2 separate regions of the Homo sapiens genome follow, and region 1 is linked to region 2. A link is a contact called in ENCODE Hi-C or POLR2A ChIA-PET data. All regions are on one chromosome and are shown on one strand. The core of a region is the stretch at or near the end of the contact, and the rest is flanking DNA. Distances in the headings are between cores, read along the strand shown. Region 1 holds the start of CHERP (calcium homeostasis endoplasmic reticulum protein). Region 2 holds the start of FAM32A (family with sequence similarity 32 member A).

Region 1 (4,088 bases), core at 1,089-3,588, 360 kb before region 2:
GGCTGAGATATCCAAAATCAAGGGCCTTCTTGCTGGTGGGGACTCTGCAGAGTCTTGAGGTAGCACAGGGCATCACATGGCTAGCAGGCTGTGTGCAAGCTCAGGTCTCTCTTCCTTTTTTTTTTGAAACGGAGTCCTGCTCTGTTGCCCAGGCTGGAGTGCAGTGGCACGACTTTGGCTCACTGTAACCTCCACCTCAACCTTTGCCTTCTGGGTCCAAGTGATTCTCGTGCCTCAGCCTCCCAAGTAGATGGGATTACAGGCATCCGCCACCATGCCCGGCTAATTTTTGTATTTTTAGTAGAGATGGGATTTCTCCATGTTGGCCAGGCTGGTCTCGAACTCCTGACCTCAGGTGATCTGCGTGCCTTGGCCTCCCAAGGTGCTGGAATTACAGGCATGAGCCACTGAGCCTGGCCTTTCTTCCTCTTTTTATTTTATTTTATTTATTTTATTTATTTTTTTTTTTTGAGATGGAGTCTCACTCTGTCGCCCAGGCTGGAGTGCAGTGGTGCAATCTCAGCTCACTGCAAGCTCCAAACCAGTCCCACTCCCATGATAACCTATTTATCCATTAACACATGAATGGCACGACCTCATAACCCAATCACCTCTTAAAGGCTCCACCTCTTAATACTGTTTCACTGGGGATTAGGAACAAACATTCAAACTGTAGCAACTTGTATTTAAGAAACTACTCAGTTATCATATTTTGATTTTCACCAACAAAAATTTTATGAACTTTTCTTTCTGGTTATAGAAATACCTAAATAAGGCTGGGTAGGGTGGCTCACACCTGTAATCCCAGCAGTCTGGGAGGCCAAGGCAGGCAGATCATGTGAGGTCAGGAGTTCAAGACCAGCATGGCCAACCTGGTGAAACCCCATCTCTACTAAAAATGCAAAAATTAGCCGGGCGTGGTGGTGCGCACCTGTAGTCCCAGCTCCCCTGGAGGCTGAGGCAGGAGAATTGCTTGAGCACGGGAGGCAGAGGTTGCAGTGAACCGAGATCACACCACTGCACTCCAGCTTGGGCGAGAGAGAGCAAGACTGTGTCTCAAAAAAAAAAAAAAACCAAACAATTAAGATCCTCGATCTTCATGAGAAAATATGAACTAGAGGACATTTAGAAAAAAAAAAATCCTTGATCTTGCCTCCTGACCTGCAGAGTCTAAAATATTTGCTTTCTGTCCCTTTTATACAAAAAGTTTTGTTGATTCCTAGCCTACAGCAACACTTGATGTAGAGTTGTCAATCCATAAGCATCTGGTGGAAAAATGCTGTTAACAATAAAAATGAAACTAATCTAAAATACATGTGCATTTATTTGCACAGAAAAAAACAGGCTGGGTAAAGTAGCTCATGCCTATAATCCTAGCACTTTGGGAGGCCGAGGCGGGAGGATTACTTGAGCACAGGAGTTCAGGGCTAGTGAGCTATGATCATGACACTGCACTCCAGCGTGGGCCACAGAGCAAGACCTTGTCTCAAGAAAAAAGAAAAAAAAAAACGGATAAAGGAAAAAAAAGCGGCGGGGGCGGGGGGCAGGTATAGCCAACTAAGCATTAACCATCTCAAGAGGATCAGTTTATATCGGACGTCCACAGCAGAAATTTGCTGCTTCTGGCTATCTTTTCCCCACAATTAGCAAGGGTTAGCTTCATTATTTTAGAGGCAACCCAACTGCAGCTTTTAGAAAGGCGCTGTGCCCTCTAGGCCAGCAATTTGAGGGCATGGGTTGGGGGGTACCCCGCCCCAGTCTTCCTGACCAAAGAGTGGAGCGGAAGAAAGCCAGGAGGAGGATGTTTTGAACCTAAATACGTCCAGCTGCAATCCCAGTCAAGCTCGTCGCCCCCAGTTCTGCTCCACCTCCGGTCTGGCCGGGGAGAATGTGACAGTCGCCGCAGCCCGGGATCCACCCGGACGCACCTCACCTCGCAGTCTCCTCACTGTGCCCGCGAAAGGAAAGAGACCCTGGCCCAGGCACGAAGTCCCCAGGCCCCTGGTCGCCCGGAGGTAGCAACCAGCCAGCCCATCGGGCTGCGACGCCGACCAAGGGGCACGCCCCGCGCCCCCCGGTCTCGACTAACACCCACCCGCGCCGTTCCAGCCTTTCCGCGGCGCCGCGCGACGGGGACCCACTCTGCGAAAGTGTCAGGAAACTTCTGCGCGTGCGCGTCGCTAGCCCCTCCCGCGCGCCAGGCATCGCGCGGCTTCTTCCCGCCTGCCTCCCGCTCTCACTTCCGGAGTTTCCCAGCGACGGCCGTAAGTGGCGGGCGGAAGCGGCCCTAGAAGCCCGCCGTAAACGGCTCCCTCGCGCCACTTCCGGCCGGCTTCCGCAGACGGCGCTGGTGGTCGATCGTGTGGCGCCGGAGGACGTTCCCCGCGGCCGGAGCCATGGAGATGCCGCTGCCCCCCGATGGTGAGACCCAAACCGGCCGAGAGACCGTTTCTCTCTCCCCGGAACCTCCTATTGGCCGGCCCCGCCTCCCGGAGTCCCCGGGTCTGGGAGGGGGCGGGGCTCGGCCTCGCGGCTTCGCCTGCGGCCTCTCCCGTGGGTCCCCGCATTCCCGGCGAGCGTGTGGCCCCTATCGGGACCCGTACAAGGGCGGCCTCTTCGGGGCCCACCCCCTTGGGGTCCCCGGCAAGGCGGACGGGGGCTGGGGCGCCGAGTCCCCCGGCTTTGGGCGGTCCTCGCTGACGCCCCGCGTGGCCTTTTCTCCGTCCTCCAGACCAGGAGCTTCGAAATGTCATCGACAAGCTCGCCCAGTTCGTGGCTCGCAATGGGCCCGAGTTTGAGAAGATGACTATGGAGAAGCAGAAGGACAACCCCAAATTCTCGTTTCTTTTCGGAGGCGAATTCTACAGTTACTACAAGTGCAAGCTGGCGCTGGAGCAGCAGCAGCGTGAGTCCCCTCCGGCACTCAGGCCGTCCCATCGAGCGCTTCCTTTCTCGGATTCCAGTCCGGGCTCTGCCACAAACCTCTTTCTTTCGGGTCGTTTATTCTTTGAAGTGGAGCAGCTCGGTCCACACGATCCCTGTTCCGCTGTTCCCACGGCCCTGCACAGAGCGGCTGCTGGGTGCCACTGTAATGGAGAACAACGAGGTTTTCGATCCTCCCCCCTGGGCTCTGGATCAGGGATTTTGCTGTTGTTTTGCAGACTGATGACGGAGATTAGCAGGAGTAGCGTGATTGTTTTAGTGTTTTCTAGGGAGGAAGTGATAGAGGCCGGATGGGAGTCCATGGGACAGGCACTGTCCAGCCCCCTTTGCCGTCTCCCTGTGGGTCCAGCAAGGTTTTGTGCATTTCAGATGCCTGCAGCAGAAATCAAAAAGAATTATCCCTCTGAGTTTTAGTTATTGGCAAGTGTTTATCAATGTTCGTTCATTTAGGCAACAGGATTCCAGTCCTGCTCTAAAGAAGTTTAAAGTTAGGAAGCAGAGCTGGCCTTTGAATAATGGATAGTCACCAGGTGGTGCGGCTGCTCAGGGCAGGTATCACATCTGTCACGTTCAGTACCCAACCCCGTCTCTAGATTGTTTAAATGAATAACTAGGAGTTTGCCAGGTAGATGGACATTGAGAGGTGGTTGTCCGCTGTTTGATCGAACGCCAATTGTGTGTTATGTATTAAGGTACAATGACCCAAACAAGGTCTGTTTGGCTTCGGCGAGCGTGTAGTTCAGGGGACTACACGCTCGTCTTGTATTAAGGTACAAGGTCATTGTCCCTTAATACATAACACACAGTTGGTGTTCGATTAAACAGCTTGAAAGGAGGCCTGTTGCAGTGGCTCATACTGTAATCACAGCACTTTGGGAGTCCAAGGCGGGCAGATCACTTGAGGTTAGGAGTCTGAGACCAGCCTGGCCAACATAGTGAAACCCTGTTTCTACGAAAAATACAAAAATTAGCCGGGTGTGGTGGCCCGCGCCTGTAGTCCCAGCTACTTGGGAGGCTGAGGCGGGAGAATCGCTTGAACCCGGGAGGTGGAGGTTGCGGTAAGCCAAGACCACGCCATTGCACTGCAGTCTGAGTGACAGAGTAAGACTCCATCTCAAAAAAAAAAAAGAAAGAAAGAAAAAGAA
Region 2 (4,295 bases), core at 903-3,402:
CAGGAGAATCGCTTGAACCCCGGAGGCGGAGGTTGCAGTGAGCCGAGATCGAGCCACTGCATTCCAGCCTCGGTGACAGAGCCAGACTGAGTCTCACTGAGACGGAGTCTCACTCTGTTGCCAGCCTGGAGTGCAGTGACGTGATCTCGGCTCGCTGCAACCTCTGCCTCCCGGGTACTGGTTCAAGCAATCCTCCTGCCTCAGCCTCCCAAGTAGCTGGGATTACAGGTGTGTGCCACCATGCCCGGCTAATTTTTGTATTTTTAGTAGAGACAGGGTTTCACCATGTTGGCCAGGCTGGTCTTGAACTCCTGACTTCGTGATCCGCCCGCCTGACTTGTTAAATCCTTACCACAACCCTGTGAGGCAGACTTTAGTGCTACTTTAAGTAATAGGTAGCCGGCTTGCCCAGGGTCACACCACTAATTTGTGGTAGAGGCAGAGTCAAACTCAGGTCTGTCATGCCAGAGGTAGTGCATCCATGTGTTTTCTGTATGCCTGAATTAGATCTGGGAGTAAGGAGTTAATTGTCCCCAAGGTCCATTTTCCCCAGTGTCACCGTACAGAATCACCTAGACCAGGGTTAGGGTTTCTCAGCCTCAGTGCTACTGACATTTGGAGCCGGATCACTCTTTGCTGCGGCAGGCTGTCCTGTGTATCGCAGGGTGTGTGGTGTCATCCCTGGCCTCTAGCCACTAGTTGCCAGTAGTCCCCACCCCAACCCAGTTGAGAACCAAAAATGTTTCCAGACATTGCCACATGTGCTTCGGGGTGGGAGTTTAGGGGGGTGGAGACTACCCCCAGGTGAGAATCACTGACCTACACTGATTATTCCCTCTCCCCAGCATAATGGACCCAGTTTCTGTCTTACTGTGAACTCTTCTGTTCTCCACTGCACACATTTATGGTGTTAAGAAAAAATAATTTATCGGAGCCTTATAATACAATACAAACAAAGTCGTCATGGGCATGGCCATTCAATATCAACAGCTGAGACTGGGTGCGGTGGCTCACGCCTGTAATCCCAGCACTTTGGGAAGCTGAGGCGGGCGGATCACTTGAGATCAGAAGTTCGAGATCAGCCTGGCCAACATGGTGAAACCGCATCTCTACGAAAAATACCAAAATTAGCCAGGTGTGGTGGCGGGCGCCTGCAATCCCAGCTACTCGGGAGGCTGAGGCAGGAGAATTGCTTGAACCCCGGAGGCAGAGGCTGCAGTGCTCTGACCCCGCCAAAAATAACTAATTTTTTAAAAAATACAGCATGTTTGAATCTGCCAAACAAAGTTGTCTTGGAAACAAACTTTGTGGTGACTTCGAGCGGCGAGCATGGCCATTTAATATCAAGAGCTGGCATCCACTGAACATGTATGCACTGCTTTTTACTTTCATGACTTCCTCTCAAGTTCCCAACCCTCTTAGAATAAGTTACTACCCTGACTCGTACAGAAGAGGAAACTTGAGGCACGGAAATAAGAAAGTCACTGGCCTAGTGTCGCAGGGCAAATAAGCCACAGCACTGGAATCCAAACCCGGGTCTCCAGCTCTGGCCTCCTTTCAACGCCAGTTCTAGCTCTCCCCTCTGCTGCCCACTCGGGCCAGCGGGGTCTTCTCATCCTTGGAGCTCCCCCGGCAGAGGGCGACTCTTCTCTCACTCACGTACAGCATCCTCTCCCCGTAATTAAGGTCTCCTCTGACCGCTCCCCTGCCCTCGGAGCGTCCCAGCCCTGACCCCAATTTCCAGTCTCCCGGCGCCGGGTGTTCCCGCCTCCCCGCCGCCTTCTGCTTCTGCTCACCCGCTTCTCCTGCATTTTCTCGAAGGCCGCCTGGGCCGGGGTCCGCTTGTCCAGGCCGCGCCGCTTCTCCTCCTCGTTCTTTTTGCTCGTTCCCATTGCTTCCAGGAGTTTCGCTTTGTCTTTGTCCTTCTTTTTCTTCTTCCTGGAAAAAGACATGAGGAGGCGGCGGGTCGGAGGATCAGGGCCAGGGGTCCCGAGAAAAGGTCTAAGGGGGATGAAGACGGAATCCCGCGGGCCCTCGGGCCTCACCGCTTGGTCACTCCCAGCTCTGCGACGCCTTTCAGCTTCAGGGGTCCCTTTTGGACCTGCTCGTAGGCCTCCATGACACTCTCCAGTGCTTCGGTAGCTGGAGTGCCACACTTCCTGTTTGCAAACACTATTTCCGCCCGAATGGCCGCCTCGCTTCTCTTTGATTGGCTGAGCTACAAGGTGAGCATGCGCTCTTGGTTCTGGACCCGGGCCACACTTCCGGGTAGTGGGCGGGACAGAGAGCCAAGCGAATGAGTGCCCTTCGATTCCTATCTGCTGCCACACTTCCGAATTTGGCGCCCACTTCCGGTCTCCCATTCTTCACACAGGGTGCTGGAAACCCAACCCCTTTTTGAGCGTTTTGCGCACTTTTGGGTGACCTGTTCTCTCTCCTTGATTTTTTTTTCTTTTTTAGAGACACGATCTTGGTCTGTCACCTAGGCTGGAGTGGAGTGGCGCGATCGTGGCTCACTGCAGCCTTGAACCCTTGGGCTCAAGAGATCCTCCCGCCTCAGCCTCCCCAGTAGCAGACTGCAGACGGGCGCCACTGAGCGCGGCTAATATTTTCATTTAAATTTTTTTGTCGAGATGGGGTCTCGCTGTGTTGTCCAGGCTGGTCTCGAACTCGTGGGTTCAAGTGATCCTCCTGCTTCGGCCTTCCAAAGCGCAGGGATCACAGGCCTGAGCCACGCCCCACCACCCCCGTTCTCTTTTATTGCCATATTTTGAGCGTTCACTGGATAGCTGAACCTAATTTTGTAAACCTAATCAGTATTCATTAATTTTTCAGCTTTAGGTAAATGACAATATCATGTGACAAGGTTGGTGGTATGTTAAAACAATTAAAAATCTATTTTATGCCGGGCGCGGTGGCTCACGCCTGTAATCCCAGCACTTTGGGAAAACGAGGTGGGCGGATCACGAGGTCAGGAGATGGAGACCATTCTGGCTAACACGGTGAAACCCCGTCTCTACTAAAAATACAAAAAATTACCTGGGCGTGGTGGCGGGCGCCTGTAGTCTCAGCTACTCGGGAGGCTGAGGCAGGAGAATCGCTTGAACCCGGGAGGCGGAGGTTGCAGTGAGCTGAAATCACACCACTGCACTCCAGCCTGGGCGACAGAGAGAGACTCCATCTCAAAAAAAAAGTACATATATATTTAAATCAGCACTTTGGGAGACCAAGGTAGGCGGTTCACGTGAGGTCAGGTGTTGGAAACCAGCGTGGCCAACATGGCGAAACCCTGTATCTACTAAAACAAAACAAAACAAAACACAAAAAGCAAAAATTAGCTGGGCATAGTAGCCTGCGCTTGTAGTCTCAGCTACTTGGTAGGCTGAGGCAGGAGAAGCGCTTGAACCCGGGAGTCGGAGGTTGCAGTGAGCCAAAATCGCACCACTGCACTCCAGCCTGGTCAACAGACAAAGACTCCGTCTCAAAAAAAAAAAAAAAAAAAAAAAATCAATAGAGATAGGGTATTGCTGTGTTGTCCAGGTTGGTCTCAAACTCCTGTCCTCAAGCAGTCCTCCTGAAGCATTAGAATTACAGGCGTGAGCCACCACCCCTGGCCCTTTCTTTCTTTCTTTTCATCCTTTCAGTACTGTGCGGTTTTCTTACATACGATGTGTACATGCATATATCTTTTTTTTTTTTTTTGAGACAGAGTCTCGCTCTGTTGCCCAGGCTGGAATGCAGTGGCACGATTTTGGCTCACTGCAACTTCCACCTCCCAGGTTCAAGAGATTCTCCTGCTTCAGCCTCCTGAGTAGCTGGGATTACAGGCGCCCACCACCATGCCCCGCTAATTTTTGTATTTTTAGTAGAGATAGGGTTTTGCCATGTTGTCCAGGCTGGTTTCGAACTCCTGAACTCAGGTGATCCGCCTGCCTCAGCCTCCCAAAGTGCTGGGATTACAGGCGTGAGCCACCGTGCCCGGCCCTTGAATATATCTTTTTAATGTCAGCAGAGGACTATCGGAATTTTTGGTTTCTTCTCTATTTCCCTCTGTATCAAAAACCTAGTAAAAAAAAAAACTATTATGGGAAAAATTTAAAAAGGCTGTGCCTACCAAGTATCTGTGAAGATGTGTTGAAACTGGAACTCAAACGTGCTGCTGTTGTGAATGTAAAATGGCATAAACAGTTTAGAAATCAGTCTGACAGTTCTTTAAAAGATTAAGCATTCACTTATACTATGACAAAAGAATTAGATTCCTACGTTTTAACCCAAGTGAAATGAAAGTATAGACC

The links. A loop is a pair of places that touch in the nucleus more often than their neighbours do. ChIA-PET counts read pairs that join two places held with the same protein, here RNA polymerase II (POLR2A). Pooled maps may share reads with other maps.
Region 1: a map of naive thymus-derived CD4-positive, alpha-beta T cell shows a loop between it and region 2 (17-fold over the local background). The contact joins the promoter of CHERP here to the promoter of FAM32A in region 2. A Hi-C loop is called at or near these places in 2 of 168 maps with a recorded cell type or tissue (B cell and naive thymus-derived CD4-positive, alpha-beta T cell), 2 of 37 single-sample maps with no recorded cell type and 13 of 50 pooled maps. POLR2A ChIA-PET finds 5 or more read pairs at or near these places in 1 of 52 experiments (AG04449).

Annotation. Positions count from the first base shown.
Region 1 is chr19:16,540,687-16,544,774 of GRCh38, reverse strand. It overlaps CHERP (calcium homeostasis endoplasmic reticulum protein), which reads left to right and starts at 2,338. Exons shown (of 17, transcript NM_006387.6): 1 at 2,338-2,421; 2 at 2,732-2,905. The coding sequence starts at 2,397. RefSeq lists silencers at 2,437-2,626, 2,637-2,706.
Region 2 is chr19:16,183,267-16,187,561 of GRCh38, reverse strand. FAM32A (family with sequence similarity 32 member A) reads right to left here and starts at 2,152. Exons shown (of 4, transcript NM_014077.4): 1 at 2,046-2,152; 2 at 1,797-1,938. The coding sequence starts at 2,119. RefSeq lists enhancers at 2,558-2,607, 2,510-3,145.